Regions from separate parts of the Homo sapiens genome. Here region 2 is linked to region 1. Evidence: chromatin loops called from intact Hi-C (ENCODE). Cell type or tissue: PC-9. All regions are shown on one strand. Each heading gives the region's core, and the rest is flanking DNA. Links, peaks and the distances in the headings are about the cores only. Region 1 has its middle 79 kb from the start of LSM8. Region 2 overlaps LOC105375468 (a long non-coding RNA gene).

Region 1 (2,828 bases), core at 266-2,765:
AACCTAGGCATTACCATTCAGGACATAGGCATGGGCAAGGACTTCATGTCTAAAACACCAAAAGCAATGGCAACAAAAGCCAAAATTGACAAATGGGATCTAATTAAACTAAAGAGCTTCTGCACAACAAAAGAAACTACCATCAGAGTGAACAGGCAACCCACAAAATGGGAGAAAATTTTCACAACCTACTCATCTGACAAAGGGCTAATATCCAGAATCTACAATGAACTCAAACAAATTTACAAGAAAAAAACAAACAACCTCATCAAAAAGTCGGCGAAGGACATGAACAGACACTTCTCAAAAGAAGACATTTATGCAGCCAACAGACACATGAAGAAATGCTCACAATCACTGGCCATCAGAGAAATGCAAATCAAAACCACAATGAGATACCATCTCACATCAGTTAGAATGGCGATCATTAAAAAGTCAGGAAACAACAGGTGCTGGAGAGGATGTGGAGAAATAGGAACATTTTACAGTGTTGGTGGGACTGTAAACTAGTTCAACCATTGTGGAAGTCAGTGTGGCGATTCCTCAGGGATCTAGAACTAGAAATACCATTTGAACCAGCCATCCCATTACTGGGTATATACCCAAAGGACTATAAATCATGCTGCTATAAAGACACATGCACATGTATGTTTATTGTGGCTCTATTCACAATAGCAAAGACTTGGAACCAACCCAAATGTCCAACAATGATAGACTGGATTAAGAAAATGTGGCACATATACACCATGGAATACTATGCAGCCATAAAAAATGATGAGTTCATGTCCTTTGTAGGGACATGGATGAAATTGGAAATCATCATTCTCAGTAAACTATCACAAGAACAAAAAACCAAACACCACATATTCTCACTCATAGGTGGGAATTGAACAATGAGAACACATGGACACAGGAAGGGGAACATCACACTCTGGGGACTGTTGTGGGGTGGGGGGAGGGGGGAGGGATAGCATTAGGAGGTATACCTAATGCTAAATGACGAGTTAATGGGTGCAGCACACCAGCATGGCACATGTATACATATGTAACTAACCTGCACATTGTGCACATGTACCCTAAAACTTAAAGTATAATAATAATAAAATAAAAATAAAAAAAGAAGAGAAATGCACAGACACACACCATGGGATGATGGAGGCAGAAATGGAAGTGATGCACCTATAAGCCATGGAATGCCAAGGATTGCTGGGAATACAAGAAGCTAAGAAAACGGCATGGAACAGATTCTGCCCTAGAGCCTTCAGGGATAGGATGTCCCTGCTAACATATTGATTCTGTTCTTCTAATCTCTGGAACTGGGAGAAAATAAATATATGTTGTTATATGCAACCCAGTTTGCAGTACTTTGTTACAACAACCCTAGGAAATGAATATGCTCCATGAATAATTACTGAATAATAAATTAACAGATTGTTTCTACATGAGCCTCAGGGATCAATTCAAGACCAGTGACTGGATTTTAGAGGAAGAAGGTTCTTGCTTCTTCCCATCAGGAAGAATTTGTATGAAGAAAATTCAAGACATAGGTTGCTATTTGGACACTATTCTAAATTCCATAGTTCTAAAATATAATTTTTATTTCATATTAACAAAATAGCGAATCATTATTTGGATGTATAAGCTTTGCAACCTAAAACCCACTGCAATGAATGTAAGCAAAAGCAAGATGGTATGGTTTTAGTGAAGTTAGGTAATAACAGCACCATCTACTGGTATATGAACAACGCTATGACTGATAATATTTGTGCAAGTTGTTTGGAACAGCACATAATAAGTATCAATAAAAGTTGGTTTTCTTTCTTTTCTCCTTGCTGGAAGGTAAAATAAAAATAATACTATTAGTGTCTTAAAGTTTCCAAATTCAATTTATTTAAAATAAATCCCTATATGTGAAAAAGGTAATTAATGAAATATACAAAATTCATTCTGCTTTAGATGTAGTATATCTGATTAGAGTAGAAAGGATTGCAATTTGTGTACAACTGTGACAAAATATAAGATTATAATTCAATTAAATATATACTGCATACTTACTATGAGTAAAAATATGCAAAGTGGACATATAAATATGAATGAGTTTCCAGGAAACATTTAGAAGCAAACATCATATTACATACTGTTATTGGTTTTTGACCTGAATTTTATGAAATAATAGACAACAAAATTATATCTAATCCCCAGCCCAAATAACTCATGGGGAATGATTATGTTTGTGCTGCATGGAAAGGTTAGCCCATTCTTTCAACAGTTTAAGAAATTATAGTCACAGATAGAAAAGAGCAATGACTGATACCTGTTTATTTAAAATATGCCCCTAAACCAGGCTGGAACCCAGAAATATTCGGTATCCAGAAGTGTTTACCCAAATTCACAAATCTTTCAGATTGTGTCTGTACAGAGTTGCTGACTGAAGTAATCTGTTCTAACAAGGCTTCTGTACTACCCTTTAGGTTGCTCCAATAATACTTTCAAAAAGCAAGGAAGTTTTTTTCTTGAGAGAAAATTTCTACACAGTGAAAAGTTTATTTCAATAATTCTGACGTTTGGAACTAAATAATCTTTGAAACTGAAGTAGCAAAATAGATACTTAAACACTTACATAGTTTTTAGCTACACATTATAAATTCCCTTTTTGAAAAGTTCCCTTAATGGGGTCCCCACACTATTCTGCTCTCACCATGAAAAAGTCTAAAAACAGCACAGTAATTAAAATACAGGTGAGAAAAAAAAATGGTTAAACAGGTCTGATATTTCTTTAAGGGTAGTAAACTTTAGTGCACATTTATTATATTGAGATGTAATACATA
Region 2 (2,828 bases), core at 227-2,726, 640 kb before region 1:
AAATTAGCCAGGCGTGGTGGCGGGCACCTGTAATCTCAACTACTGGGGAGGCTGAAGTAGGGAATTGCTTGAACCTAGGAGGCAGAGATTGCAGCGACCTGAGATCGCGCCACTGCACTCTAGCCTGGGCGACAGACCGAGACTCCATCTCCAAAAAAAAAAAAAAAGAAAAGAAAAGAAAAGAAAAAGAAAAAAAAAAGAAAAACAACAACAAAAAAAAACCAAAACAAAAAACCTTTTTTTTTTTTTGTCTCAGTTTGAGGTCTCTTGTTACAAATTTAAAGAAAATTAATTTTACAATTTCCTATTCTCAATGATTTTGATTTACTGATATTTTACCCTACAACAATATAGTGAAAAAGTGTGGTCATGGGATTGGTTAGACCTAATTCAGGACTACCAATACTAGATGTGAGGCTATAGGCAGGTGTGTTAAAGATTCTTTGGAATCTTATTTTACTCAAGAGTAAAAAGTATGTGTAGTAATAATTATTTCATAAGTATATTGAGAGCATTAAATGGGGAATAACAACCATATAAAAGGCTTAGCATATTAGAGACTTAATACAAATCAATTTCTTGCATTTTGCTTATCCTGGATATATCGTGGGTTTGCTTCATATTGGAAAACAAGACAGCAACAAAGATCCATGTTTCATTCTTCAGTGACTTAAAATATTAGTTGTTCTGGCCAGGTGTAGTGGCTCACACCTGTAATCCCAGCACTTCAGGATGCTGAGGTAGGATGATTGCTGGAGCCCAGGAGTTTGGGACCAGACTGGGCAACAAAGTGAGGCCCTGTATCTACAAAAAATAAAAATCGTAGCCAGGCATGGTGGTGTGCACCTGTGATCCCAGATACACGAGAGGCTGAAGCAGGAAGATTGCTTGACCTTAGAAGGTTGAAGCTATAGTGAGCCTTGTTTATGCCACTGCATTCCATGTATTAGTTGTTCTACAAATAAAAATATTTTACTTTCAAAACATGTTTTACTAAAAGTTTTTCAGTAAGGATGTAAAAACTATTAATGGTCAACTTTGACTACTTCCAAAATGCTTTTTTTGAGTGAAATGTTACACCTCTTTGTTAGTTCATTGCAATAATACTTAAATATTTAAAATTGAAAGTCAGTAATGGTAAATATAGAAGAATTAGAGGATAAAATGAGTGGAGATATGGAAAGGTACAGATTGAATATAATTATTTAAGTAAAATCCTTTCCTAGAGAAAATAGAAAATAGAACTTTGAGGTTGAATCTCTTTTAATGTAATGTTTTTCTCGAATCCAAGTGTTTTTACACTATACAATAGGAGTAGAAATTTGTCACCACTCTGTGGCCAAACTCACTTTTTCTTTCTTTTTTTATTTTTACATTAAAAAAAAATTTTACTTTAAGTTCCAGGATACATGTGCAGGATGTGCAGGTTTGTTACATAGGTAAATGTTTTATTTTAAATTTAATTTAACACTTTTTATTTTTAAGTCATACAACTCTCATAGCCAGTAGTTAATATTACCTTGCAAGTTTGGTATGGTTGATGAATTGCATCCTGTTAATAATTGCTACAGATTTTTGAATAATTGCAGACCAGTTTGATGGTCCTGGGTTGGCATAAGTACATGAAGATTTACTTTTTCCTGTGAGCTTTCTTGGGATGAAGAAATTTAGTGTTTTTTTTTAATTTTTAAGAAATATTTATTATTTTTTACATGATTTATTTCCCACTGAAAAATAAATCCCACCGGGCATAAAGTGTATTTTTTTAAGTCACAGAGTAACCCAACTTGAAGCTAGTTTTTCAGACTTAGGCAGTTCATGCTGTAAGCCCGAGATCTCATGGTCACCCTTGCAAGAGAAATATCTAATTGAAAAAAAATATGAAGAGTATTAATTTTGATAGTGCTAAAATGACATAAAGGGATCTCACTGGGCTTGAGATATTAAGTATTAAAATTGTTAAAGGTTTAAATTGTTAGTAACTTGTTATTGCATAGAAAATGTGCCAAATGTCAGTAAATAAAAAAACTTTTTTTAAAATAAAAATTTACAGAAAAATTATGACGATACTACAAAGAGGTTCTGTACAACCCCCTCCCAGTTTCTCTTACTATTAACATCTTAAATTAGTATGTTACATTTGTCACAATTAGTGAACCAATATTGATACATTAGTACTAACTAAAGTCAGTGTTCCTTTTACTGGAGAATGGTGTTAGAAACTAAGGTCTGGGCACTGTGGTATGGTGGTTGCTATTGAGATGTTGTTATTTTTAGGTTCTTTCTCAGCTGACAGAGCAAAGAAATATATGTGTGTATATTAACCTATGTGTACACATACATCTATGATTATTTCGATATGTAACATCTGTATCTTTATTAAGCTAAATATGAGTTCATATGGTGTCTTCAATTCTAATCAATTACTGTATAGATTATTCTAGCCTCTTCCTCTTGCTTATCTGTAACTTCCTATTTCAAACCGTGAAAAATCTGTCTTCCACCACCTACTATCTGCTTACCTAATTTCTCATTTCCAGTTTATGTATACAGTGGCTTCAGAATTATTACATATAGCCCTGTGGGATACAACTTTGTCAACTAGAGTGGTGCTTATGTAAGTTCTTCTATCTTTAGTTTTACTGACTCTACTCATTTTCAAAGTTGCTTAGTCCAGAACATTTCACTCATACTCCTCCTAGTGAAGTTGTTTCATATGTTAGTAACACAGATTCTTTTTTTGCAGTCTGCATTCCATTTTAGGGTTCCCTCCTCTCCAATCTCCTAAATTATTATTTTTTAAATTCATATACATCAAGGTTTATTCT

Evidence for each region. Peaks named below come from ENCODE experiments on the same cell type or tissue, not always from the same donor. Only the 100,000 strongest peaks of a DNase experiment are listed, where the experiment ranks them.
Region 2: a loop joins it to region 1, with 7 times the contacts of the local background. A loop is called at or near these places in 3 of 110 quality-filtered maps.

What each region holds. Positions count from the first base shown.
Region 1 is chr7:118,103,296-118,106,123 of GRCh38, forward strand. No RefSeq gene overlaps it. Among named protein-coding and RNA genes, the nearest start is that of LSM8, 79 kb to the right of the region's middle. In PC-9, for the core only: CTCF peaks have their summits at 1,722 (motif pointing left) and 1,929; no DNase peak of the experiment used is centred there.
Region 2 is chr7:117,466,130-117,468,957 of GRCh38, forward strand. The region is part of intron 2 of LOC105375468 (a long non-coding RNA gene); the gene reads left to right. Among named protein-coding and RNA genes, the nearest start is that of CFTR, 12 kb to the right of the region's middle. In PC-9, for the core only: no CTCF peak of the experiment used is centred there; no DNase peak of the experiment used is centred there.